7 separate regions of the Homo sapiens genome follow, and all the other regions are linked to region 2. A link is a contact called in ENCODE Hi-C or POLR2A ChIA-PET data. All regions are on one chromosome and are shown on one strand. The core of a region is the stretch at or near the end of the contact, and the rest is flanking DNA. Distances in the headings are between cores, read along the strand shown. Region 1 holds the start of ZNF266 (zinc finger protein 266). Region 2 holds the start of PIN1 (peptidylprolyl cis/trans isomerase, NIMA-interacting 1). Region 3 holds the start of S1PR2 (sphingosine-1-phosphate receptor 2). Region 4 holds the start of ZNF426 (zinc finger protein 426). Region 5 holds the start of MRPL4 (mitochondrial ribosomal protein L4). Region 6 holds the start of ICAM1 (intercellular adhesion molecule 1). Region 7 holds the start of EIF3G (eukaryotic translation initiation factor 3 subunit G).

Region 1 (3,978 bases), core at 615-3,114, 400 kb after region 2:
TTAAGCATTTAGGGTAGTAAGATTTAAAAAACAGCTACCGCCAGGTGCGGTGGCTCACACCAGCACTTTCAGAGGCTGAGGTGGGCAGATCACCTGAGGTTAGGAGTTTGAGACCACCCTGGCCAACATGGCGAAACCCCATCTCTACTAAAAAAAAAAAAAAAAAAAAATACAAAAATTAGCTGAGCGTGGTGGCGCGTGCCTATAATCCCAGCTACTCAGGAGACTGAGAAAGGAGAATCCCTAGAACTCAGGAGGTGGAGGTTGCAGTGAGCCGAGATCGTACCACTGTATTCCAGCCTGGGTGACAGAGCAAGACTGTCTCAAAAACAAACAAACAAAAAAGCTACCATTATTATTATTATTACCACGGAATATTATTAGTTGATACAAAACCACTGGAATGAAAAGATTATGATCTTGATATTGGCATAAGTAAATGTATTACTGGCATAGAGTCTAGAATCAGATACAGGTATACATAGGAATTTATAGTTTAATAAACATGGAATTTGAAATCAGTAAATCAAGGACAGTTTATCAATATGTGGTACTACAATAATTGGCCGTGTTTCTGGAGGAAAGAGATATTGTATCCACTATCCCACACCACATACTGAAACACATTCCATGAGTATGAAAGATTTCAATGTTTTTAAAGTAATATGCTGCAGAAGAAAATTAGGAAATCTATATGTAATCTAGAGTTTATGAAGACTTCTTAATGCAAGAGAGGAAACTTAAAAAAGAAAATCTTTTTGAGTTGAAAAATTAACTGCAAAATAGTTACCAGTTCAGTAGATTCACAAAATATTTGATAATGTACATGAACAGTTCTTCATGTTAGTAAAACAGTGTTCAAAATAACTTTATTAACTCCATAAAGGCCACCCACTACAAAGCACAGCAAAAACGATTTCTGGAGAAACTAGAATCACTCCTGCAGAAGTGAATGCCTGATATCAGTGCTATTTTACAACGCGGTATTTTACAACGAGGCCCTGGAACTCACTGTAAGATCTCAGAAAACAATATATTAGTCAAAGAAAAAAAAATCAACATTTACAAAAAGTATCAGCATATTGAATACACAAAGGAATCAACTATTAGAATTTAGCATGGCGTCCAGATAAATGAAATAAGGGGAAATATTGGCCTCAAGTTGAATTGGGCCCGGCGCCGTGGTGCACGCCTGTAATCCCAGCCTTTTGGGAGGCTGAGGCGGGATGATTGTTGGAGCCCAGGAGTTTGAGATCAGCCTGGGTAACATACCTCAACTCTGGGGGAAAAAAAATTAGCCGGGCATGGTGGCCTGCGCCTGTAGACCCAGCTACTCGGGAGGCTGAGGCGGGATGATGGCGTGAGCCCATGAGTTTCGCCCCACAGCACGCCAGCCTGGACTACACAGTGAGACCCTGTCTCAAACAAAAACAAAATAAAAAACTAAAACTAGATTGAATGAATGGAGGAGATAGGCCATATCATGGACTGGCAGGATTATCAAAGGAAGCATCATTTTGAGGGTGCTAGGAACGTGGGAGGAGGTGAGAATAAAAGCTTTTTGTGAGCATTGTGCACATCCTGTGGGGGAGCCCCCACCTCTAACTTTGCCAACACCACCGACCCCACCCTAGGTTAGCCCCGTCCGCAGGGCTGGTTCTAACCTCAGCCTTGTGCTCTGGGCCCCTTTTGGCCTCCATCCCTCAAGGTGAGCAGACTCCAAGGCCTCCAAGGCGTCTCCGTAGCCACTGGGGAGTAAACCAGAATCTCTCTGCCTGAGGTTGTTCAGCTCGGCTGAGGTTGCAGTTCCCGAGCGCTCCTCCAGGTTTGAGGCTGGAGGCGGAAGTGACGTCACGGAGCGCTGCTGTGTTTTCCGGCGCTTTCTCCGCGCCGCCAAACCCGTTTTCTTCCTGGTGGCGTTTGGGCTTAATACAGCTTTGGCGAGGTCGGATGACGGGTGGGAGCCAGCGGTGGAAGGGGTGGCGAAAGTACCGGTTTGCCCCAGGCCGCCGAGGGGCCTCCTTAGAGAGACCTTGCCTGCTCCGCTCGCGTCCGCCGGGGCCGCGCGGGTCCTCCTGGCGCCGCCAGGTTCAAAAAGCCACTCGAGTTGTCACTGCGACGGCCCTGGGCCAGGAGCCGTTTCGGGATCTGTCGTAAGGGCGCTTCCTCACGATTTTTGCAAACACGGTGATTGCCGCTTCAAACTCTTCCAAAGCAATTCTTTGTGACTTTTTTTTTTCCAGAAACAACGAGTTTTCGTCGTTCGAATCAGGTTGACTGGTCCTTCATCCCCCCAATCTCCCGTACCTGGCGAGTCCAGCTCGTCGCGGTGAGTACTGGGGTGAAAGTTGGTTTCGGGGGCTTCTTCCTCCTGTTTTATCTGAGAATTTGTTTTTCTCTTTGCGCATCCTGTATTTACTTTTGACACTCTACATTCAGGTAGAAACATAAAGCTATTTTTTAGGTATCTGGGGTGTGGTTATTTCTCTATGTGAATATAAACGTTTGTAGACCAGAAGTCTTTCTACTGAAGAAAAGCAAGAATACTCAGCTATTCTTTTTATCTGAACTTCCTAGGCCTGTACCTCCCCACAGAGCTTCAAAACGGGCTTTTAGGAAGAAGGAATGGAGGCTTTGAAGTAAGTTGAACATTGCAGGCGTGACACTTAAGGTTTAAATGCTTGGTAATACGTGTCCTGTGGATAAAGACATGTCCTTTTAAAACCATAATACTATTACCCCAGAAAATTTAAAATGTTGTTAATATGTACCCTGTGTAAAAAGGTACAGTTCTCCACTTTGTTCCAATATATGGTTTTGATTGTTTTGGGATCTATTACGTATCCAAGTTTCATGTCTTTTAGTCTCTTTAAAACTAGCAGACACTGTTTATCCGTTATATTGTCTTTTTGCGCAGTCACTCGTTCTTTCAGAAAGTTATACATTTTGGTAGTTCTGATTGTATTCTGTGCCGTGTTTAAATGTATCCTTCATTTATTGGTGTATCCTGTAAATGGATGAGTGTCTGAATGGTTAATTAAGGCATAGTAAAAAAATTCAGCCTAGGGCTGTTCTTAGGGAGGTTGTAAACTAGTGGAGGAGGCTGTCATGTAACCAAGCAAATAAGTGTATTACAAATTGATGAAGGTCTGTAAGTAAAGTAGAGGACAGAATTATTTTCTCTATTTTTCTTTGGAATAGGCAATGCTAAGAAAAGAGTGATATGCAAGCTGAGACCAAAAATATGGTATGATTTAGCCATACTGAAGGGGAAGGAAATAAGAGCTGGGCAAAGCATTCTGTGAATTGGCTGACTCCACTTCTATGGTGAGAGAGAGGAGTGCATCAAAGATTACTCCCAGGTTTGACAGAGTCAGTATTCTTTCTTTGGTTGGGGAAACAATGTGGTGGGATAATTTAATCTTAAATGTATGACAGGAAATAGTAAGTGATATCTTTTGGGAGACAGAGTTTCGCTGTTGCCAGGCTCCAGTGCAGTGGCAGGATCTCGGCTCACTGAAACACTGTAACCTCCACCTCTTGGGTTTTCAAGCCATCCTCCTGCCTCAGCCACCCTAGTAGCTGGGATTACAAGTGTGCGCCACCATGCCTGGCTAATTTTTGTATTTTTGTATTTTTTTTTTTTTTAGTAGAGATGGTTTCAGCATGTTGGCCAGTCTGGTCTCAGACTCCTGACCTCAAGTGATCCACCCACCTCGGCCTCCCAAAATGCTGGGATTACAGGTATAAGCCACTGTGCCTGGCCAAAGTAAGTGATATCTGACAAATGATGTAAATCAAGGGAAAATAGGAGAAGCATGAATGTGTTTTAATTACATGAATAAGAAATTAATTCAAGGGATTAATGAGAATCAGTGCTTGATCACTGAAAAATAAGCTCTCCATGAAAATTCACTGATGTTAATTATTAGTCTTAGGAAATATGTATATTCATAAACAGACAAAACTTCTCTCGTT
Region 2 (3,549 bases), core at 938-3,437:
GAGCGATAGAGTGAGACTCTTGTCTCAAAACAAAAACAAAAACAACAGGCTGGCTGGGCGCAGTGGCTCAGGCCTGTAATCCCAGCACTTTGGGAGGCTGAGGCAGGTGGATCACCTGAGGTTAGGAGCTCGAGACCAGCCTGGCCAACATGGTGAAACCTCGTCTCTACTAAAAATACAAAAATTAGCCAGACGTGGTGGCAGGCACCTGTAATCCCAGCTACTCGGGAGGCTGAGGCAGGAGAATCACTTGAACCCGGGAGGCAGAGGTTGCAGTGCGCCAAGATCATGCCACTGCACTCCAGCCTGGGTGACAGAGTGAGATTCTGTCTCAAAACAAACAAACAAACAATAAAAAATAAAAAATAAAAAATTAGCCATGGGTGGGTGGTACACGCCTGTGGTCTCAGCTACTTGAAAGGCTGAGGTGGGAGGATTGCTTAAGCCTGGGAGGCAGAGGCTGCACTGCAGCCTGAGCCACACAGTGAGACCATCTCCAAAAATAATAATAAGAAAGCACTAAATAAGCTCACACATCTACAAAATGCCTAGGACAGAAACTGGCACACATTAAGAGTGGGATAGCCTTTATTATCTCTATTGTATAGATGGCAAAACGGAGACCTCACCTTTTGCATCTCTGGGAATGGCAGCAGTGGGTAACGCTTCCTGAGTGTTTACTCTGTTCCAGGCACACACAGGGGAAGGCAGGAACTGTACTCAGGTACTTCACACCCGAAAGCTCTGCTCTTAGCTACTACACCGTGCATGGTGTTGCAGAGCTAGGAACCAGCATTACTGGTGGCCCGATGTTACCCAGGGAGTGAGGGGTATGAAGGAGTGAAGACTGTGAACAAGAAACTGGAAGTAAAGACCCTACTGGGTGCCACTCCAAAGGCTGACAGTTCGCCTGGGTGACATGGAGTGTCACCCATAAAGGAAGCCATCAGGGTTGAACTGAGCAGAAACAGCAGAAATGGGCCCAGAGCTGGGCAGAGCATCCGGTTTATGCTGGAGGTCCCAGCCACAGGCCAGGGCTAGAGCAGGGTGGGCGAGAGCGCGGGTTCCAGGTGCAAATGCAGCTGAGCTACTGACTCACTCTAAAACCTTGGCAATGGGCTCTAATCTCCCTGCACCTCAGTTTTCTCATCTGAAAAATGGGGAATAGAGAATAAGGAGATCAAACCTCATGGGGTTAATGAGGAGAGTCCATGTATCCAAACAGTTCACCAGAACCTGGCACTCAACCAAGGAGAATTATTATTGCAAATGCGATTGCTATGGGCTCTAGAGGCAGCAGAGTGACTCGGGACCTGCCCACAGATGCTGGGCCTGCTCCTCAGGAGTTTGCAGTGACACGGGGAGGGGGATTTGTAGGCAAACTGCCTAGGTCCTAATCCAACCCCCGGCCCCTGAAATGAATGATCTTGGACGAGTTCCTTCAGTTTTCTGACCTCAGTTTCCTTGCTGGTAAGGTGGAAGTAATAACTACCTGGCTCCCAGAGTTGCGGCAATTCAGAGAGAACTTAAAGCGCTTGACACAGAGAAAAACATGCCCTGTTACTGGCAATATTATCATTGTGGCTAACCCTTAAATCGGGCCTAAGCACAGGGGCCATCGTCTGGCAGAATGTCACGGGCGATGTCGCAGACTCAGCATTAGGTGTACACAGTAGGGGTGTTAGCAGGGGTAGGTTGTGGACCCGAGGCCGGGCAACACCCTACGCCCTTTGCAGGGTACTGGGGTGTCTCCCTCCCAGGGGTGCCCCCGGGCCCAGCAAGGTGCAGAGACGTCCCCCGGGGTGTCAGGTGCATTAGGCCGAGAGGTATCAGCCGGGCCGGCAGGGCCAGGGCCATCGCCCCGGACTCCCCGGACCCTCACCCGCCCAGCCCCCTGCCTCAGCTTCCTCAGGCTTCCCGGCGGCTCCTGAGGCTCGCAGTCCCCACAACAGGGCGGGCCGGGGCCGTTACCCCGGGGACGACGCGGAAGAGCCAGGACCCCATGGGAGGGAGGCAGCGCTGCCGCCGCGCCCAAGGGGCGAGCTCGAGCCCTGCTTACGCGGGCCCGCGCAGTCCCGCCCCAGCCCCGACCCCCGCGGCACCTGAGCTGCGGCTCATGCGCTTCTCCCAGCCGGGCGGCAGCTTCTCCTCGTCCGCCATCTTCCCTCCTGCCGCAGCGCCTGCTCCGCCTCAGCTGCGCCGCCTGTCGCCCGCGCCCGCCCGCCGCCGCTGCCTATTGGCTAGACGCGCTCTGCAACGGGGCCTGGCGGCGACGCCCATTGGGCTCCCTAACGGTCCGGATTGGCTTTCTGGCCTTCTATTGGGTAGAAGAAAGGCTGGGCGGACCCTCCCACGTTATCCCTGCGCCCCGCCCCCGGCCAGCCTCAGCCTGGCCCCGCCCACTCGCTCTCCTCGGCTCCTGAGTGGTCCGAAGCGACGCGGGCCCGCCCTTCTCAACGCCCTTTAGCGAGCGCCAAAAAACTCCCGACCCCTTCTTGGCGCGCGTCGCCGCAGAGCCCACCCAGGCGGGATAGAGCTTATGGATTGGCTAATGCCGCAGCAACTCCCGCCTGCCTGAGCTGTTCCCGGAGGTCCGCAAGCCCCCAGCCCTCCCATGCGGAAGAGTCTGGCTGGTGCAGAGGTAACGGCGGTCCAGGAGGTACTTGGGCGGGGCGGTGCTGCCTCTGCTGTTGCCATAGCAATGCAGTTGCCTTGGAGATGAGCACCTAAGTACCCGATGCTTAAATTTGGCTCCTCCATCCTCCCTCTTCCCACCTGTTTCCCACAGATGTCCAAAGCTAACCCAGCCTCTTTTATTTTTTGCAGGGCTCAACTTTTCCCTAGGCTCTGGACCCAAAGGCCTTCCACGTCCTTTGGAACCTGCTTACTTCCTTTATTCCCTCGCAGTCTGGCTCCTTCCTCCATCCTGGGTGACCAGTGGGTGCCGACATTGACATTCATATAAGAACACGGAGGAGGTGCAGGTGGGAGGAGATGGGCTCAGTTTTAGCCAACTTAAAATAGAGTCTGCAGAGCCCGTGGGACACAGGGGAGGTATTTGGGGACCCAGAGTTGGGGAACTGTGGGTAGATATGGGAGTTGAAGACACTGACAGCAAAGGGTGCAACTACAGTTCACCTAGCATAGAACCCTATGTGACCGTTAAAAAGAATGAGGCTCAGTGAAGTGAACTCATAGGGAAACCTGCCCACAACAAATTAGACGCAGGATGCAGTAGAAGGCTAAGAGAAGTCTGGAGCCAGACTTGGGTTTAAAGCCTGGGACTGACACTTGCTATGCGACCTTGAACTGATTACTTAACGTTACTCTGTACTTCGGTTTCCCAATCTGCAAAGCGGGGATAAGCAATTACATCCTTCTGTTTGATGTGAACATTAAATAAATTAATCCACATAAAGCACTCAAGCCAGGCTCGGTGGCTCACACCTGTAATCCCAGCACTTTGGAAGGCCGAGGTGGGTGGATAACCTGAAGTCAGGAGTTCGAGACCAGCCTGGCCAACATGGTGAAACCCTGTCTTTACTAAAA
Region 3 (3,809 bases), core at 91-2,590, 400 kb before region 2:
CGAGTTCGAGACCAGCCTGGCCAACATGGTGAAACCCTGTCTTTACTAAAAATACAAAAAAATCAGCCAGGCGTGGTGGCACGCGCCTGTATTTCCAGCTACTTGTGAAGCTGAGGCACAGGAATAGCTTGAACCTGGGAGGCAGAGGTTGCAGTGAGCTGAGATGGCACCACTGCACCCCAGCCTGGGAGATAAAGGAAGACTCTGTCTCAAACAAAAAAATTTTGTTGCTGGAATGAGGGGCTTTCCTATCCTGTTGTCGAACTGCTGGTTACACACACACACACACACACACACACACACACACACACACACATCATTCGATGAAGGTGTAGTGTCCATCATTTCCGCAGGCAGGCACACAGAAATGCCCAGGAATTAGTGAAAATTGGAAATCTGGATAGAAGACTGGGCCCGACGCTGGAAGGCAGGCACAAACTGGGCCCCGCCAGAGGGGACAGTGATCTACAGAGGCAGGAAAGAGTGTGGAGTGTCCCCAGTCCCCCAAGGGAAACAGGGCAGCACCTGAATTCTGGAGGTCCTATCAAGGGAGAGACTGGTCAGGCACAGTGGCTCACGCCTGTCATTCCAGCACTTTGGGAGGCTGAGGCAGTAGGATTGCTTGAATGCAGCAGTTCAAGACCAGCCTGGGCAACACAGCGAGACCCCATCTCTACAAAAAACTGCAAAAAATTAGCCAGGCATGATGGCGCACCTGTAGTCCCAGCTACTCTGGAGGCTGAGGCAGGAGGCTGAGGCTCCCGTGAGCTATGATTGAGCCACCACACTCTGGCCTGGATGACAGAGCAAGACCATGTCTCAAAAAAAGAAAAAAAAAAAGAGATCAATTTTGTCTTTGGGACAGGACATCGCACTTAGTAGGAATTTATTTGTTGGGTGGACACACAGTAGGCACTTAATGCCTATTTGCTGCGTTGACACCTAGTAGGTACTTCCAAGGCTCTTTGTTGAGTCAATAAATGTGACCTCGTGTTTTCTTCCAAGTCCAGGGTCCCAGGGGTAAGCCCAGAGGTAACCTGGGGTTGAAGACAGTTGTTTCAGGTTGAGGCCACCTGGCCAGGAGTACTGTGACGTCACCAGGCTGCGTGACGTTTCGCGCCGGCCGGTTCTCACGGGTGGGGGCTGGGAGGGGCAGAGTGAGAGATCGGGTGGGGGGGGCGGACAAAGGGCCCTCCGTGCAGCTCCTGTCGGCCCCCGCGTGCGCCCCGGCCAGCCGGCCGGTCACATCTGGAATTCATTGCAGCCGCCGCCGGAAAGGGGAGGAGAGGAGGGCGGGGCGAGCGGGGGGCAGAGGCGGCGGCTCTCCGCCCCCCCCTCTGTCCCTCGTCCCAGCCCCGGGACTTAGCCGAGCCCGGCTGGCAACCCCAGCCCCAGCCGCGGCCGCCCTGGGGACGCAGACGCCAAGGCCCCTCCGGCCAGGGCCGGGAGCCGGGCCGGCCTAGCCAGGTGAGCGCGCGTGGCGACAAGGAGGCAGAAAAGGCGGGCCTGGTCCCCTGAGGTCTCGGGATCCGAGCTGAGGGGCCCCAATCGGGGGGCTGGGGCGCGCACGCGCCGCCTGGGTTCCTGCTGCACGGAGCGGGTGGTCACAGTGCGCCCTCTCCAAGAATCCGGGCGGCCCCCACTGCCTCGGCCGCGAACCCGCAGACTGTGCTCCCCGCCTTTCTCAGCGGCAGGAAGTTGGCGCCGGGGAGAAGGCTGAATCCGAGCGCTTTCGACTGGAGTCTTTGGGAGGCAGGACGCCGTGCTCGGGGACCGGGGTCTTGGGGAGTGTGTTTGGGGGGGGGCAACACCCCTCCTGGCTGACTCCGGCTGAGCGAGGGCAAAAGGATGTGCGCGCCGTGGAGCCTCCAAGCCAAGGGGCGGCACCCACGGGGAGGGCGGTCGGACGTCGGGCTTTCTGCCTCGGTTTCCCCAAGTTGTTTGCCTCCTCCGGTCCCCCGGCGGGGGGCGTGGCTTTGTTTTGTAAGGAAAGAGAAAGTGACTGCGTGGCTCAGACGCCTCCTCTTTCAACTCCGGCTCAGGGATGGGTCGTGGGTGAAGGCGCGCGTGGCGCGGACCTCGCGTGGCCCCGAGCCGGGCGGAGCGTCGGAACTCGCCCCCTTCTCAGGCACGGGTTGACTCACCCGGGGATTTCCACCCCCTCCTCTGTCTCTGTCCTTGTCAGATGCTCCGGGCCCCACGCGCTGAGCCCACAGTCCCCCTCGTGGGGCGACACGGCCAGGCGCGGAACTCGCGGTGCAGCTGCTGCTGCGATCTGGTCCCCCACCCCCAGTCTTCCCAGAATCTCGAGGCGGGACCCCTGGCGGGACGGAGAGGAATCCTTCCAGTGCCGCTTGGAGACGTGGGGGCCCCGCGCGTGTGGCGGTCTCGGGGGCGGGGGGGAGAGGAGGCGTGGCTCCCGCGCGAGCGAGCGTGGATACCGCGCATTCCTAAACCAGATAAGGAGGCCGAGAGTGCGGGCCAGCACGGGGTCGGGTCCTGCTGCCATCTCCATGGAGACACGCTGGGCTTTGCCTGGTTGATGGTGGGCGATGGGGGCGCTGCCCGCGGACCAGAGGTGTCTCCAGGCTCCTTTGTTGCTGTTTGGGTCTGGGCTGAGCTTAGGAGTTTCCACCCTTGGGAACCCACTAGGGTCTCCTTTGTTCATTGGTTCATTCATTCATTCATTCATTTGCCCATTCCACACGTTTTCTGAGTGTTTTATTTGTGCCAGGCATCCCTGTAGGGGCTGATAACTGACTTGCTCCCTGGCCTTAGGCATTGACTGTCTAGGTGGAAGCCAGACAGAAAAGGAAAGATATCATGATAGTTTCCCATAGTGGCAAGCGCTGTGCAGATAATAAAACGAGATTCTGTGATTAGAAAAGGCTTGGAGATGGCTGCTATTGTAGACTGGGGGTCAGGGGAGTCCCCTCTGAGGAAGTGACCTTTAAATAGAAAGGTCACTTTCTATAAGGTAGGGTGGCTACCACGGGCTCCATGGGTGACCAGGGGGAACTGTAACCACAGGGCCTGCCTTTCTGAAAGATGGGGAGACAGTCATTCAAAGATTTGAGGAAAGGCCAGGCGTGGTGGCTCACGCCTGTAATCCCAGCACTTTCCTAGGCTTAGGCAGGTGAATCACCTGAAGTCAGGAGTTCCAGACCAGCCTGGCCAACATGGTGAAACCCCATCTCTACTAAAAATACAAAAATTAGCCAGGTGTGGTGGTAGGCACCTATAATCCCAGCTACTCAGGAGGCTGAGGCAGGAGAATCGCTTGAACTCAGGAGGCAGAGGTTGTGGTGAGCCGAGATCACACCACTGCACTCTAGCCTGGGCAACAGAGTGAGACTCTGTCTCAAAAAAAAAAAATTTTTTTTTTGAGAAAAAGAGTGTGCCCCAAGAAGAACAGCAGGGGTAAAGGCTTGGAGGTAGGGGTAGGGGTAGCATGGAGGAGGTTTAGTGTGGTTGGAGTGGAATGGCCCTGGGGGAAGAGTGGGAGGAGGCTTCATCGGCAGGGGCCATCCTACTTGGGCTATAGGGAGCCATGGAAGAATTTGGAGTTGGGGAGTGACATGGAGTTACAAGTTTAAAAGCTCCCCCTGGCTGCTTGGTAGAGAATGGCAGGGTAGGGGGTCCTGACAACCACAGAGAAACCAAAAGGTAGGGTGGCTACCACGGGCTCCATGGGTGACCAGGGGGAACTGTAACCACAGGGCCTGCCTTTCTGGAACTGGGAGTGGGTGGAGAGGACCTTGGAAGCCACTGAGGCTTCCTCCATCCTTCCCCTCTCCTAATCTCCAGAC
Region 4 (3,781 bases), core at 816-3,315, 300 kb after region 2:
AGGAGCAGCCTGAGGGGGAGGGGAGAGGTCAGATGGGTCCATAGAAAAGGAGGATTCAAAGGACAAGAAAGAAACAAGAAAGATTTGGGATGAGTCACATTGGGAGCAAAGACTAGGGACGGACCAATGTGTAAAGAATGCCTGGATGTCAGGCATCTCAGACCATTTGCCCATTTTATGACAAAAATTATCTAGATCTTGTAGGATGGAGAAATCAAAAGTGCCATTTTCTGGCCATTTAGAACCATTGTCAAGTTTGTACTGGGGCCAAGTGGTGTTGCAGAAGAAAATAAGGTATTTAGGTTTTAGGTCAGGTGTGAGTTGAATAGGTTTTAAGTTCTTGAGAACACAGGCTAAGGGAGAAGAACAGGGAATGGAGGGCAGAAGATTGCCCATAGTGAAGGAGGTAAGTTTAAAGAGAAAGGTAGAGACATGGAGAAGGCAGTGGAGTGGGGTGGGGGTGAGCAGCCCTGGGCTGTAATGTGGGTAAGCAGCCAAAGCAGGCAGCCCTGCAATTGACTTGCCACCAAGGGAATGTGGGTGAATGATCAAGGCAGGCATCCCCACAGTGATCAGACACCAATGGAATGTAGGTGAATAATCAGGCAGGTATCCCTACAGTGATTAGCCACCAAGGAAAGACTGTCTTCCTGAGTCCGTGACTGGAGCTGGAGTTTTGGGTCCACAGATAAAATGTGTCTCCTTTGTCTCTACTGGAGAGGAAAAAGAACTGGAATTGGAAGGACAGAGAGATGGAAGGGTAGTGAGAGAGGCTGGAGAAGAGAGTGAAGAGACTGCTTACCCAATTTGAAATTGGTGAGATGTTCCTTGGGCTAGTCTGAGGACCCGAGGTAGTAGGTGGAGCTCCTCACGGAGTGAGGGTGAGGACGGGGCCAGTCTCCCAAGGGAGTCCCCCTGTCCCAGGTTTCGGAACCAAATGTTACACACATCCATGTGAAGAGACCACCAATAGGCTTTGTGTTAGCAACAAGGCTGTTTATTCACTTGGGTGCAAGTGGGCTGAGTCCGAGAAAGGGGTCAGCAAAGGGAGATAGGGGTGGGGCAGTTTTATAGGATTTGGGTAGGTAGTGGAAAGTTAAAGGTGGTTATCTTTTGCTGGCAGGGCCGGGGGTCACAAGGTGCTCGGTGGGGAACTCCTGAGACTCGTCCAGAAGAAGAATGTCACAAGGTCAAGAGATCAGTTGGGGTGGGGCAGCAACAAATCACAATGGTGGAACGTCATCAGTTAAGGCAGGAACTGGCTGTTTCACTTCTTTTGTGGTTCTTCAGTTGCTCCAGGCCATCTGGATGTATACGTGCAGGTGACAGGGTTTATGATGATTTAACTTGGGCTCAGAGGCCTGACAAGTAGTTCAAGACCAGCCTGGCCAGCATGGCAAAACCCTGCCTCTACTAAAAATACAAAAATTAGCAGGGTGTGGCAGCATGCACCTGTAATTCCAGCTACTTGGGAGGATGAGGCAGGAGAATCGCTTGAACCTGGGAGGTGGAGGTTGCAGTGAGCTGAGATGGCTCCACTGAACTCCAGCCTTGGTGACAGAGTGAGATTTTGTCTCAAAAAAAAAGAAAAGATGTTTTAAAGCAAGGCAGAAAACCTAGAAATTATTTTTAAAAACAATTCTTTTAGCTGCATAGAAAATGTTTTTTACATCAAATGTTGAAATAGTAACAGAGCAAAAGACGTAGTTACCTATTTTCTACATGCATAACACATTGGCTCCTTCCCCTATGGCCGCCCTGCTGCGGCCTCGCCCACAGGCCTGGCTATAACTTCAACCTTTTCCTCTGGGCCTGGACCCACATTCCTCCCCGCCCCCTGCCCGTAGCCCTGCCCACAGGCTTGGCTCTAACCTCGACCTTGCCTTCTGGACCCATTTCTGCCTGCAGCCCCCACGCTGAGCCCACCCCAAGGTCCTCCGCAGCCAAGCAGATGGAAAGTAGAATTTTTCTGCCTCGAGGAGGTATTACACGGCAGAAACCCTAGTCCCGAAACCCCGCCTGGCCCGAGGCGGAGAGCGTAAATGACGTCAGCGGTGCGCCGTTCCTTTTGTGACGCCGGCTGTGAGCGCCTGAGAGTCTTTTTGCCTTTCAGAGTTAAGGCCTCACTGGCCTGGGTGAGTTCCGAGGAGATGAACTGGTTTTGGGGTGAAGGACGGGTTTGGCCCGGACGTTAGAGAGGCCTGGCCCGCTCTGCTCGTGTCTGCTGGGCCCGCTAGCGTCCGCTCGGACCGTCGCTCCTCGGGAGGAGTCGGGTTTATAGTTACGGTGTCCGCAGGGTGTTTTCATCTGTGCGCCCCTCTCCAAAGGCCTCCAAAGCAGCGTTTGTGAATTTTTTTCCGGCAGGAAAATAATTGCTGCCTTTTGCATCCGCGTTGGCTCCGTCCCCAGGATCTTCCCGGTTCAGGGACCTGGCGATTTCTGAGTGTTCCGGTGAGCACTGGGTGAAAGTTGGTTCTAGGGGGCCTTTTCTGTCTTCTCTTATGCAAACGAATGTTTCATCTGTAAGTTTGGTTTCGTCTTATTGTGTTGTGTTTTATTTTTGACCATTACTTTCATGGCGAAAGATAAAGATGCTTTTTAGGTTTATAGGGTGTGCGTATTTGTGTATGTGAATATAAACGTTTGTAGACCGCAAGTCTTTCTGCTAAAGAATACTAAGAATAATAATTCATTATCTTCGAATGGAGTTCCTAGGCCTGTACATCCCAAGAGAGCTTCTTAATCAGACCTCCAGAGGGAAAGGATGAAGGCTTTATTATTCTAGTATCACAATAATCAAATTTACAATGAACAGGATGGTTGGATTAAGGAGTTTGAAACCAGCCTGGCTAAGATGGTGAAACCCCGTCTCTACTAAAAATAGAAAAAAAATTAGCCGAGCGTGGTGGTGGGGTCTTGGAATCTCAGCTATTTGGGAGACTAAGGCAGGAGAATCACTTGAACCCAGGAGGCGGACGTTGCAGTGAGCTGAGATCGTGCCACTGCACTCCAGCCTGGGAGACAGAGTGAGCCTCCGTCTCAAAAGAAAAAAAAGAGAAACGAAGGATGTGTGCATTTTAAGCTACATTGATTGTATATCAATGAAAAAAAAAAAAAGCTGGCTGGGTACAGTGGCTCACACCTGTGATCCCAGCACTTTGAGAGGCTGAGGCAGGAAGATCTCTTGAGCCCAGGAGTTTAAGACCAGCCTGGGCAACATAGCAAGACTCCATCTCTCCAAAAAAAAAAAAAAAAAAAGAGTTAAATATTCTATACAGATGCCACCAAACTGAATATTTGTGGGCCTAGTCAGCCCTAGGACCCCTAGTTTGAGACCCCTGGGAGTAGGTGTGATCTATACCAGGAGTCCAGAACTGTGGTTTTTGTGACTTTAGGGTTTTAGTCTTATTGGTAGAAGGAGGCCTATAGAGTTTTTGTGAATTTGGTTCATGGATAATGAACTGCGGAACTTTCACTGTTTATCATCATTTGACTCCCATTCTGTAGGTGATTGTTTGAGCCACTGTTTCATGTTTGATTAATTAATGATTGTCATTATTATTATTATTATTTTTTTTTTGAGACAGAGTCTTGCTCTGTCACCTAGGCTGGAGTGCAGTGGTGTGATCTCAGCTCCCTGCAACTTCCATTTCCCAGGATCAAGCGATTCTCCTGCCTCAGCCTCCTGAGTAGCTGGGATTACAGCCGCACACCACGCCCGGCTAATTTTTGTATTTTTAGTAGAGATGGAGTTTCACCGTGTTGGTTAGGCCGGTCTTGA
Region 5 (3,707 bases), core at 1,072-3,571, 420 kb before region 2:
CCACTATAGGAAAACCCAGGATTCTCCCTTCTGCCTCCAGGGCCCTGGGCGATTTGCCTCTGCCCCTCACTGACCCCATCTTGAAATTCTGCCTCAGGGCCTTGGCACTTGCTGTTCCCTCTGCCTGAAACACTCTTCTCCTGGATGGTTCTTTCTCAGCCTACAGGTAGCAGCTCCAATAACTGCTGAAAGGTACCTTCTAAAGAAAGAGCCACCCTGACCAGGTGCAGTGGCTCATGCCTGGAATCCTGGCACTTTGGGAGGCCAAGGCAGGTGGATCACTTGAGGCAAGGAGTAAGACCAGCCTGGGCAACATGGCAAAGTGATGTCTCTCCAAAATATACAAAGATTAGCTGGGCACGGTGGTACATGTCTGTCATTCTGGCTACTCGGGAGGCTGAGGCATGAGAATTAGTAGAACCCAGGAGGCGGAGGTTGAAGTGAGCTGAGAGCATGCCATTGCACTCCAGCCTGGGCGACAAGAGCGAAACTTCATCTCAGAAAAAAAAAGCCACCCCTTCTTCCTTGTTTTTCCTACCATTACTTTTTTCCTGCTATTACACTTCACTTATTGCCACCTTCTTCAGGGACTGGTTTTCCTCTCTAGTTCTATACCATTCCATACAGTCACATACTCAACATCTGAAACATGGCCAGTGCCCCATGCTACAATGTGATTTCGACATAGTTTTAAATACAGGTTAAATACATTATTGAAATCAATTTCACCTGTTTTTTTTTTTGAGATGGAGTCTGTCTCTGTCGCCCAGGCTGGAGTGCAGTAGTATAATCACGGCTCACTGCAACCTCCATCTCCCCAGGTGCAAGCGATTCTCATGCCTCAGCCTCCTGAGTAGCTGGGACTACAGGCTTGCACTAAGACGTCCGGCTAATTTTTGTATTTTTGGTAGAGACGGGGTTTCATCATGTTGGCCAGGCTGGTCTGCAACTCCTGGTTTCAAGTGATCCGCCCACCTCGGCCTCCCAATGTGCTGGGATTACAGATGTGAGCCACAGTAACTGGCCCCTACATTTTCTTTTCTTTCTTTTTTTTTTTTTTTTTTGAGACAGAGTGTTGCCCAGGATGGAGTGCAGTGGCGCGATCTCGGCTCACTGCAAGCTCCGCCTCCCGGGTTCACGCCATTCTCTTGCCTCAGCCTCCAGAGTACCTGGGACTACAGACGCCCGCCACCACGCCCGGCTAATTTTTTTTTGTATTTTTAGTAGAGACGGGGTTTCACCATGTTAGCCAGGATGGTCTCGATCTCCTGACCTCGTGATCCGCCCGCCTTGGCCTCCCAAAGTGCTGGGATTACAGGCGTGAGCCACTGCGCCCAGGGTGGCCCCTACATTTTCTTAGAGATGTTATGAACAGCAGGGTAACTAAAATGCAAACAGCCTCTTCCAGGCACCGAGGAATGGTTTAGTCTTTTTAGTGCTCTTATTTGCAAAAACCAGTTAACAAAGATTATCAACATTTCTATAGAACTTATTATGTGCCAGAATTAAGTCATTTATTCATCACAGCAACCTCCCGACCGCTGACAAAATAGGGACACTGAGGGACAAGAGGGGAAGGCAGGATTTGAACCTAATCAGTCGGGCTCCAGAATTCTGTCTCCCTAACCCTTAGATGATGTCACCTCTCAGGCTTCAATCTCACACAGCGCTACAGCAGGGGAAACTGTCATCATTCCCCTTTGACAGGTGGAGAAACGGAGGCTGTAGAAATACAGCACTTTCCCAAGGGTACAAGCCCAAAGTCATCGTGACTCCTGAAATCCCGCTCTTCATCCCTCTGCCACTCAGTTCACCATTACAGCCCTCGCTCACCTGGGCGCGGTGGCGAAAACATCGGGGTGCAGGTCGGCCAGGCCCACGCGCTCCTGCTCGAAGCCCCGCAAGGACTCGACCCAGGCCTGCACTGGGCGTCGATGAGTGGGTACCGGGAGCTCGACTTTGCGCAGCACGGGCTCCGGGAGACCTGGAGCGATTGCGGGGGTCAGAGGTTAGGGTCAAGGGTCAGACCTCTCTGTCGCCGCCCCTCCTGGAGCCACCCCGGTTGCCTTACCCTCGCTCGCCACCTGCTCCGGGTTCTCGGTCGCACGCGCTGCCTCTTCCGCCAGGGAACTCAGGCCCTGCAAGGGTTGGGCGAAAGTGAGAGACGACCCCTGGACACCCCCAAATTTCATCCTTCGACCACGCCTCCAGCCCCTGGCCTCACCTGGCTGCCGGTAGGCCGAAGCCAGGCCCGCGCCCCGGCCCGGACGAACTGCAGCATCGCCGCGCAGCCTCCCACGCCGCGGGAGGTCAAGGCCACTGGAGCCTCGCGAGGCGCCGCTGGATGACGTCACGCACGCGACGCCGCCCTACCCGCCGCGACTCCGCGCTGGAAAGCGGGGTGTGCAAAACCGAAGATGGAGGGGGTCCGACCCGGCGTGCCCAGACCTCCACCCCAGGACTAACCCCCAGACCCAATTTTCACTCCTGCCTCAAGGACCCTCCGTAACACTGGGGAACGCGACCTCACAGCAAGAAGACCCAGCTTCCGTAGGCCTAGCCTACTTTGGGTCCCGCCTCCGACGAGCCGGTGCAGGAATTCAGCCAATGAGACCTCTCTGGCCCAATTCAGCCAATGACTGTTAAGCCTGAAGGAGTGACCCCCGCCCATAAGTGGGCAGTTCTGGAGTGAGCAACTAAGGAATACAGCCAATAACGCTTAAACTTTTGCTGTTGGTCACGCCCACCGGGCCACGCCTTCATCCCGCCTCCAAGGCTGTCGGAGATGGTTTTTTCTTTATCCAGTTATGTGGTTTTGTTTTTTTATTTGTTTTTTTGTTTTTGTTTTTGTTTTTGTTTTTGTTTTTTTTGAGACGGAGTCTTGCTCTGTTGCCCAGGCTGGAGTGCAGTGGCGCGATCTCGGCTCACTGCAAGCTCCGCCTCCTGGGTTCACGCCATTCTCCTGCCTCAGCCTCCCGAGTAGCTGGGACTGCAGGCGCCCGCCACCACGCCTGGCTAATTTTTTGTATTTTTAGTAGAGACGGGTATCACCGCGTTAGCCAGGATGGTCTCGATCTCCTGACCTCGTGATCCTCCCGCCTCAGCCTTCCAAAGTGCTGGGATTACAGGCGTGAGCCACCGTGCCTGGCGTTTTTTCATTTGTTTAAAGGCAGGGCCTTATTGCCCTCAGAAAGCCTTCAGGATTGGGCCTGCCAGACCATGCCTCCCAGTTTAGATTCCCCAGGGCAGGGCCATGTCCCCCCGAAACCCCTCAGATTAGGTATTTGTGTCCCTTACCCCCTAGACCAGGGTCCTCTCCCCTACCCCCTTAAACCAGGTCCCGTCCCCTCTCAGACCTTCCAGGGCTCTCCAAGGACAGAACAAAGTGGGGAGTCCACAGATCCTGGAGTGCCTCCCTTGTCGCCCCCTAACAAATCCGAATGCTTATTTTTAGTTTCTTTGTTTTGGTTTTTAGAGACAAGGTCTTCCTCTGTCGCCCAGGCTGGAGTGCAATGGGCAAGATCATGGCTTACTGCAGCCTCGACCTCCAGAGCTCAAGGGATTCTCCTGCCTCTGTCTCCTGAGTAGCTGGTCTACAGGTACGCAAGCCCGGCTCATTTTTGTATTGTATTTTTTTATTTTGTATTTGTATTTTGAGATGGAGTATCGCTCTGTCGCCCAGGCCGGAGTGCAGTGGTGTGAGATCG
Region 6 (3,533 bases), core at 463-2,962, 440 kb before region 2:
TGGGCACTGTGGCTCACGCATGTAATCCCAGCACTTTGGGAGGCAGGGTGGGCAGATCATGAGGTCAGGAAATCGAGACCATCCTGGCTAACACAGTGATTAGCCGGGTGTGATGGCACATGCCTGTAGTCCCAGCTACTCAGGGAGGCTGAGGCAGGAGAATCGTTTGAACCTGGGAGGCAGAGGTTGCAGTGAGCCGAGATCACGCCACTGCACTCCAGCCTGGGCGACAGAGTGAGACTCCGTCTCAAAAAAAAAAAAAAAAAAAAAAGAAAAGAAAAGAAAGAAAGAAGGGGCTTATTTGGATCAGGTCCCTCAGATTCTGCTGCCTCCGAAGGTGGGAAAAAATGTCTGAGCCCAGCACTGCCTCACTCAAAGATTCCTGTCTCAGATTTGTTCTATCTTGGATGGGGGTGTGAGGACACTGGCTCCATACATTCTCCAAGGGAGATTCTGGGACCATTCCCATTTCATAGAGAGAAATGGTTACTCAGCTAGAAAGCAGTGCGATCTGGGTCTGAGTCCGGATCAGAACGCTTTGTTTTTTGAGACAGAATCTCGCTATGTCTCCCAGGCTGGAGTGCAGTGGCACAATCTTGGTTCACTGCAACCTCAGCCTCGTGGGCTTAAGGGATTTTCCTCCCTCAGCCTCCCGAGCAGCTGGGATCACAGGCGCCCACCACCATGCCAGCTAATTTTTGTATTTTTAGTAGAGACGGGATGTTGCCATGTTGGCCAGGCTGGTCTCAAACTCCTGACCTTAAGTGATTCGCCCGCCTGGGGCTCCTAAAGTGTTGGGATTACTGGCATGAACTACCGTGCTGGCCTGGATCTCAGGCTTTGTTGAGCTGTTAACCAAGCTGTCAATCTCCCACCCTCCTGGTTCCCCAAACTTACACCACCATGAAAGACCCTCTGACCCCTTCCCTCTTCCCTAGCTGGGCTGGAGCTGGGGGAGGGTGTGCTGGGGCGTCCCACTTCTCAGCTTTGGGCCACGGATAAGTCAGCTCTGGAATTCCCCCAAGTAGAAGCAGCCCTGGACTTCCCCAGGGGCAGAGAGGATGAGGAACAGAATATACATCTTGAGGGGGGTGGGGGTCCCTTAAGCCTTGTTGGGTTGGCACAGAGCCAAGTTCCCAAACCATCATGATCGAGTCCTGGGGCCAGGTGCTGCGCTGGGCCAAGATACCCTGCCAGGTGGCCGCTATAACGTTTCCCGTTTTACAGCTGAGAAACTGTAAGAGACGCAATCTAGCCAAGCAAGGCGGTGGTTCACACCTCTCATCCCAGCTACTCGGGAGGCTGAGGCAGGAGGTAAGGCTAGACCCCCGGAGTTCAAGACCGGCCTGGGCAACAAAACGAGGCCCGCCCCTCCCCTCCATCTCCAACCCCCTACCCTTTTTTAAAGCTGCAATCTATAGCCCAAGGCCACACGTGGAGGTATGCAGGGTCTGGATTCGAACCTACTGGCTGTTGCCTTTCAATCGCTGTCTCTAGCCCCTCCTTCCCATAAACAGCTACCTAAGCATGCATGACCTGACCCGGGAGCCGGTCCTCCCGGGGCTTCGGAGAACTGGCCCGACGGCAATCCCCACCCCGACTCACCTGGGAACAGAGCCCCGAGCAGGACCAGGAGTGCGGGCAGCGCGGGCCGGGGGCTGCTGGGAGCCATAGCGAGGCTGAGGTTGCAACTCTGAGTAGCAGAGGAGCTCAGCGTCGACTGGGGCGCGTGATCCTTTATAGCGCTAGCCACCTGGGGGCCAAGGGGCGGTGCTGCTTTCCCGGAAACCTCGCGCCTTCCCCTCCGGAACAAATGCTGCAGTTATTTCCGGACTGACAGGGTGCCCGGGCCGAGAGGGTCATCCTCCCTCGCTGGCCGCTTCAGCTCCGGAATTTCCAAGCTAAAGCAATCGGGCGGCGGTGGCAGGGCGATGACCCCGGGGGCTGCTCCCGGCCTCCACGCCTCCCGTTTCCCGGCCAGGCTAAGCTTGAATCACGGTCTACACCGCGCTAAGCGGTTTATTAAGTACTTTTAAATACTGCCAACTTCCCCGGAGAGTGGAGACTGTTATTGTGTCCATTTCACAAAGCGGTAAACTGAGACTCCAGGCTGCGAGGGGGTCCGAACTCAAGTCCTCCCTCTCCAGCTTACGCAGGCCTCTTTAATCGAGTGGATGAGCCCCCTGCCTGGGTGGGGGCCCAGGAATCCTCCCCGGGCTCCCTCCACTGAGGGATGCCCCTCCCCCTAGGTCACGTCCACACCTAGCTGACACGGGCATTTCTCGAGAAGCGGCCAGAGCAGAGCCAGGCACCTCCCGGCGACCGCTAACCGTGGGAGTGACGAAGCGCGGTCTCACCACGTCCGGGGAAATCGGCGTCCTCTCTCTACACCCGAGGGCACTCACCCCGGCGGCCTCCTCGCTTCCCCTTTCGGCCTTGGCCGCGGAGGCGTCTTTACAGCTCCCAGAAAAAGGAAGGAAGCTGCGTGATCCCTACGCGCCGAGCCCCTCCGCTGGCGTCCCAGGCTCCGCGGGGAAACTGAGGCAGCTAGCTTGGATCTTGACGAGGGAGGGGAGGGGGACGCTCGAAATCCCTGCCTGTCGCTGGGAAACTGAGGCAGCAGCCCCCAGGCGCAGAGGCGAGGCAGGGAGAAGGGGCGCTCGAACCCCTGCCCTACGCGCGAGGCTCCGGCAACTCGAACCCAGGCTCATGCACTAAATATGAGCGGGTGTTTGCTTGGCCACCGCCTGTGCGTGTGACCCCAAGACTCGACATCCACCACGTCGAGGCTGGGTACTCTTAAGTCTCCGAGCACCAAGCCGCGCCGCCTAAGGCTTTCCTGTTGTGGGGCGCGCGCGGCGTCGCCATGGAGATCTCCGAGGGGCCAGGGAGGTCGCGCAGCAGAAGGGGAAGCGAAGGGTCCCCGGACGCGCAGGCCCTTCCTATCGGGGAAGGGGGCTGCGAGTCACTGGCCATCCAGAGACGCATATTTCCCCCGCCTCGGTCATTCCCAAGGAATTTCCACGGGGATATTTTTTTCTTGGGGGGCTGAGGAGTTCTGAATTCCCGCCCCGGAACGGCCTGAGCAAAGTCACAGGGTGGGACGGGGGACGCCCCTGGTCCTCAGAAGGCCTGGGAAAATCCTGCGCCACGGGTTCTTCCTCGGGCGGGTTCCACTGAGCTCTTGCCCCGGCCCGAGGTGCGCGAGCTCCCCCGCGCGGCCCAAGTCCCACTTGCAGCCACAATGGTGCCGTTCTTTTCTCAACATGTGGCTCAATGTTTTTTAAGCGCCTACTGTGTGCTTGGCGTCCTTCCAGGTACTGGGGACACAGGAATGAACAGAGTCAGACAAAAATCCACCTGGGCGCGGCTCCCACCTGTAATCCCAGCATTTTGGGAGGCCGAGATGGGAGGATCACTTGAGCCCAGGAGTTCAAGACCAGCCTGGGCAACATAGGGAGACCCCCATCTCTATGCAAAATACAAAAATTAGCCGGGTGTGGTGGTGCACACCTGTAATTCCACCTACTTGG
Region 7 (3,625 bases), core at 1,126-3,625, 280 kb before region 2:
CTTCATATTTTCACCAATATAGCCAGGCCACCCTCCTGAAAGGCCACAGCGGCGTGCCTCTCTTTCCTGCTCTCCAGCTAATGTTTTCCCTTCCACTTGGCTCTCTACAGGCTTCTAGAATAATTTTTTCCACAAGAAAAGTTGGTGATATTCCAAACACTTGAGTGGCCTCCTCACTCACAACTCAGAGGATAAAAAAGCATAAACTTTTTTTTCCTGTCTTCTTATTTATTTTTCTCAGGGCATTCTCCCTTACAAGTTATTTTTTGTTTTGTTGCGTGTGTGTGTGTGCGTGTGTGTGTTTTTGAGACAGGGTCTCTCTCTGTTACCCAGGCTGAAGTACAGTCGCATGATCATGGCTCAACCTCCTGGGCTGAAGCTGTTCTCCCACCTCAGCCTCCTGAGTATCTGGGACTACAGGCACACAGAACTATGCCCAGCTGATTAAAAAAAAAAAATTTTTTTAAGGGCCGGGCGCAGTGGCTCACACCTGTAATCCCAGCACCTTGGGAGGCCGAGGTGGGCCCCCGTCTCTACTAAACCGTCTACTAAAAACACAAAAATTAGCACGGCGTGGTGGTGGTCATCTGTAATCCCAGCTACTCGGGAGGCTGAGGCAGGAGAATCACTAGAACCCGGAAGGCAGAGGTTGCAGTGAGCCGCGATTGCGCCGCTGCACTCCAGCCTGGGCGACAGAGTGAGACTCCATCTCAAAAAAAAAAAAAAAAGTTGTTTTTTAGAGATGGGGGGTCTCACTATGTGTTGCCCAGGCTGGTCGAATTCCAGGGCTGAAGTGATCCTTCTGCCTCAGTCTCCCAAAGTTCTGGGATTACAGGCGCGGGCCACCACACCCAGCTAATTTTTGTATTTTTAGTAAAGACGGGGTTTCGCCATATTGCCCAGGCTGGTCTCGAACTCCTGACTTCAAGAGATCTGCCCATCTTGGCCTCTCAAAGTGCTGGGATTACAGGCGTGAGCCACTGCGTCCGACATTGTCAAACGTTTTTTGTTCATTATCACCCTTCTTAGGAGAAAACCCGAATTATCCTAAAATTGAATTTACATCAACTAAATTAATTTCAATTTAATTACATTTAATATCTCCCTAAAGGCAGAAACTAAATACTTAGGGATAAATGCTGTCTGATAGAGCTGGCTTTGGAAGACCACAATATCTAAGATTTTTTTCCTCCCTGAGGACCAGTTTTTTCCCCTGGGGAGTCATCATGAATCACTTCGACTGAGGACGGTTGTGCTTAGAGCAAGGAGCTGAGCAATAAACAAGTAAATGCACAAAATTATACCGGAAAGCCAAGAATGCTACAAAGAAAAGAAGAGGGAGTGGCTGAGGGGAGGCCACTTGGCATCTGAATCATTGGGATCGGGAAAGAAGACAAGGAACAGTTTAAGCAAAAGGATTGTTTTCCCCGAACTTTGGTTTCTTTTTTCTTTCTTTTTCTTTTTTTCTTTTTTAGAGACAGGGGTCTCACTATGTTGCCCAGGCTTGTCTCAAACTCCTGGCCTCAAGCCATCCCCACGCCTTGGTCTCCCAAAGTGCGGGATTACAGGCAGGCGCCACTGCACCCAGTCTGAGCCTCAGTTTCTTCAGCTGTAAAATGGAAGTAATATCCTCCTCACCATGCTTCATATACAATAAGCACTCAATAAGTGAGCTTTATGATTATTATTATTTATTTTAATTTTACTTATTTTTCTGAGACGGAGTCTCACTCTGCAGCCCCAGGCTGGAGTGCAGTGGTGCGATCTCGGCTCACTGCAGCCTCCGCCTCCTGGGTTCAAGCGATTCTCCCGCCTCAGCCTCCCGAGTAGCTGGGATTACAGGTGCCCACCACCACGCCTGGCTAATTTTTTTTTTTTTTTTTTTTTTGAGACGGTGTCTCGCTCTGTCGCCAGGCTGGAGTGCAGTGGCGCGATCTCGGCTCACTGCAACCTCCGCCTCCCGGGTTCAAGCGATTCTCCTGCCTCAGCCTCCCGAGTAGCTGGAACTGCAGGCACGCACTACCACGCCCAGTTAATTTTTGTGTTTTTAGTAGTGACGGGGTTTCGCCACGTTGGCCAAGCTGGTCTCGAACTCCTTACCTCAGGTGATCCGCCCGCCTCGACCTCCCAAAGTGCGAGGATTACAGGCTTGAGCCACCTCGCCTGGCCTATTTTAATTTTAAAGGTTAATAGGACCAGCCCTGAAATCAGCCTCTGCCCCCGCTGGCCCTACTCTGGTACCAGCAGCGCCCAGTAGCATACACAGCCGCGTGCGCCTCCACCTCCGTCCGCAGGTGTCGCTGTGGGTGCCGCGGCTGGGCCCCTCTAGGCGGCGACGGCGGCACCGGAAGTCTCGTTTTCGCCCGCTTCCGCTCTCTGGCCGGGCTTGGGCTGCGTGGAGAATACTTTTTGCGATGCCTACTGGAGACTTTGAGTGAGTCGGCGATCGCGGAAAGGGGCACGGGAAGCGGTTGGGGTGCTCTGGGAAGTATTATGGGGCCTGGGTACGCCGAGGCTGCGGGAGCCGGGCCTGGCTGACTTAATCTTCGTTCCCCACACATTTGTTTCCGCAGTTCGAAGCCCAGTTGGGCCGACCAGGTGGAGGAGGAGGGGGAGGACGGTAAGTGTACACGGTCGCCCGGGGTATTCGCGGCCAGGCCCAAGCCGTGTGACTGCCGCCTGCTTCCATCTCCCAGTCTGGCACCGTGTACCCCGTCACGGTCTGCCCCTGCCCCGCGCCATCCTCCTTGGGACCCGCCTGTTGCCAACTCCAGGTGTTCCCCGGCGGGTCCCTCTTCCTCCCATGCCACTGCCTCCCAGCTGTTCCCCTCCAGGGAGGAAGTTGTAATCTCCCGTCTCCTGTTTCTCTACTGGCGCCTGGTTGGCTTCATGGCCTGGCACCCACCTTCCTACGAGGGATCTCCCATCCTTGCCACTCCGAGTCCCCACAGGGCCATCCCAGTGCGTTGCCTGGCCAGCCCTCTGCCCTTGGCCTGCCTTTCTCCGCTTTTGCTGTAGGCGTCATCCCAAAAGCCCTTCCATCGCAGCTGGGGAGCTCCTGCCCCTGGAGCTGACTCCTCCTTCCTACGCTGCCTTTTGCAGACAAATGTGTCACCAGCGAGCTCCTCAAGGGGATCCCTCTGGCCACAGGTGACACCAGCCCAGAGCCAGAGCTACTGCCGGGAGGTGAGTGAGGACTGCCGGGAGGTGAGTGAGGACTGCCACTCGGTGTCCGGGCTGCCTCTCCCTCCAGCCCTGCCGCTCCTGATCCCCATGACCCAGGGCTCAGTCTTTCTCTGTTTTTCCCCTTCTGCCAGCTCCACTGCCGCCTCCCAAGGAGGTCATCAACGGAAACATAAAGACAGTGACAGAGTACAAGATAGATGAGGATGGCAAGAAGTTCAAGGTGAGGGTGGGGGGTGCAGGGAGTGGGGACCCTTGTGCTTGGGGGCCCATAGACCGGAATGGGGTGGGGTGTGTTGAGGAGGTTGATAAAGGAGATCCCTTGGTCCCAGGAGCCTGACCCTTCTCCCCTCCCATCCTCAGATTGTCCGCACCTTCAGGATTGAGACCCGGAAGGCTTCAAAGGCTGTCGCAAGGAGGAAGGTGAGGCTCTTCTTCCCCA

What was found. Hi-C counts contacts between places; a loop is a spot of excess contacts on that map. ChIA-PET counts read pairs that join two places held with the same protein, here RNA polymerase II (POLR2A). Pooled maps may share reads with other maps.
Region 1: a loop to region 2 is called in a pooled map, with 21 times the contacts of the local background. The contact joins the promoter of ZNF266 here to the promoter of PIN1 in region 2. A Hi-C loop is called at or near these places in 10 of 50 pooled maps. POLR2A ChIA-PET finds 5 or more read pairs at or near these places in 3 of 52 experiments (activated CD4-positive, alpha-beta T cell and activated T-cell).
Region 3: a pooled map shows a loop between it and region 2 (5-fold over the local background). The contact joins the promoter of S1PR2 here to the promoter of PIN1 in region 2. A Hi-C loop is called at or near these places in 7 of 50 pooled maps. POLR2A ChIA-PET finds 5 or more read pairs at or near these places in 4 of 52 experiments (Caco-2, GM10248, H1 and 1 more).
Region 4: a loop to region 2 is called in a pooled map, with 5 times the contacts of the local background. The contact joins the promoter of ZNF426 here to the promoter of PIN1 in region 2. A Hi-C loop is called at or near these places in 7 of 50 pooled maps. POLR2A ChIA-PET finds 5 or more read pairs at or near these places in 2 of 52 experiments (HEK293 and WTC11).
Region 5: a loop to region 2 is called in a map of CD4-positive, alpha-beta T cell, with 2.5 times the contacts of the local background. The contact joins the promoter of MRPL4 here to the promoter of PIN1 in region 2. A Hi-C loop is called at or near these places in 3 of 168 maps with a recorded cell type or tissue (CD4-positive, alpha-beta T cell, CD4-positive, alpha-beta memory T cell and naive thymus-derived CD4-positive, alpha-beta T cell), 1 of 37 single-sample maps with no recorded cell type and 11 of 50 pooled maps. POLR2A ChIA-PET finds 5 or more read pairs at or near these places in 2 of 52 experiments (BJ and PC-9).
Region 6: a loop to region 2 is called in a pooled map, with 4 times the contacts of the local background. The contact joins the promoter of ICAM1 here to the promoter of PIN1 in region 2. A Hi-C loop is called at or near these places in 2 of 50 pooled maps. POLR2A ChIA-PET finds 5 or more read pairs at or near these places in 3 of 52 experiments (GM12878, K562 and activated T-cell).
Region 7: a map with no recorded cell type shows a loop between it and region 2 (6-fold over the local background). The contact joins the promoter of EIF3G here to the promoter of PIN1 in region 2. A Hi-C loop is called at or near these places in 1 of 37 single-sample maps with no recorded cell type and 3 of 50 pooled maps. POLR2A ChIA-PET finds 5 or more read pairs at or near these places in 5 of 52 experiments (A549, Caco-2, H1 and 2 more).

What each region holds. Positions count from the first base shown.
Region 1 is chr19:9,433,459-9,437,436 of GRCh38, reverse strand. It overlaps ZNF266 (zinc finger protein 266), which reads left to right and starts at 1,864. Exons shown (of 11, transcript NM_001370374.1): 1 at 1,864-2,153; 2 at 2,244-2,329; 3 at 2,578-2,639; 4 at 3,202-3,362; 5 at 3,651-3,769. It overlaps LOC105372269 (a long non-coding RNA gene), which reads right to left and starts at 1,796. Exons shown (of 3, transcript XR_007067133.1): 1 at 1,665-1,796. RefSeq lists an enhancer at 1,944-2,073.
Region 2 is chr19:9,833,956-9,837,504 of GRCh38, reverse strand. PIN1 (peptidylprolyl cis/trans isomerase, NIMA-interacting 1) reads right to left here and starts at 2,187. Exons shown (of 4, transcript NM_006221.4): 1 at 2,103-2,187. The coding sequence starts at 2,160. It overlaps PIN1-DT (PIN1 divergent transcript), which reads left to right and starts at 2,490. Exons shown (of 2, transcript NR_183873.1): 1 at 2,490-2,641; 2 at 2,827-3,426. RefSeq lists silencers at 1,896-2,115, 2,146-2,485.
Region 3 is chr19:10,228,862-10,232,670 of GRCh38, reverse strand. It overlaps S1PR2 (sphingosine-1-phosphate receptor 2), which reads left to right and starts at 1,340. Exons shown (of 2, transcript NM_004230.4): 1 at 1,340-1,467. It overlaps MIR4322 (microRNA 4322), which reads right to left and starts at 2,258; the gene lies at 2,186-2,258. RefSeq lists enhancers at 786-835, 1,982-2,696, 2,636-2,715, 2,796-2,845 and silencers at 1,036-1,695, 2,406-2,455.
Region 4 is chr19:9,536,929-9,540,709 of GRCh38, reverse strand. ZNF426 (zinc finger protein 426) reads left to right here and starts at 2,065. Exons shown (of 8, transcript NM_024106.3): 1 at 2,065-2,135; 2 at 2,365-2,451. It overlaps ZNF426-DT (ZNF426 divergent transcript), which reads right to left and starts at 2,044. Exons shown (of 2, transcript NR_134921.1): 1 at 1,712-2,044; 2 at 980-1,304. RefSeq lists enhancers at 1-1,043, 1,698-1,767, 1,968-2,017, 2,024-2,759.
Region 5 is chr19:10,250,828-10,254,534 of GRCh38, reverse strand. It overlaps MRPL4 (mitochondrial ribosomal protein L4), which reads right to left and starts at 2,321. Exons shown (of 9, transcript NM_015956.3): 1 at 2,225-2,321; 2 at 2,072-2,138; 3 at 1,834-1,984. The coding sequence starts at 2,281. RefSeq lists enhancers at 1,819-2,392, 2,249-2,658, 2,789-2,938, 2,393-2,966.
Region 6 is chr19:10,269,299-10,272,831 of GRCh38, reverse strand. ICAM1 (intercellular adhesion molecule 1) reads right to left here and starts at 1,712. Exons shown (of 7, transcript NM_000201.3): 1 at 1,606-1,712. The coding sequence starts at 1,672. The region is part of intron 1 of LIMASI (lncRNA inflammatory and mucous response associated, antisense to ICAM1); the gene reads left to right. RefSeq lists enhancers at 911-1,150, 2,061-2,150.
Region 7 is chr19:10,118,649-10,122,273 of GRCh38, reverse strand. It overlaps EIF3G (eukaryotic translation initiation factor 3 subunit G), which reads left to right and starts at 2,375. Exons shown (of 11, transcript NM_003755.5): 1 at 2,375-2,434; 2 at 2,574-2,620; 3 at 3,103-3,186; 4 at 3,318-3,406; 5 at 3,547-3,606. The coding sequence starts at 2,415. RefSeq lists enhancers at 2,117-2,872, 2,873-3,625.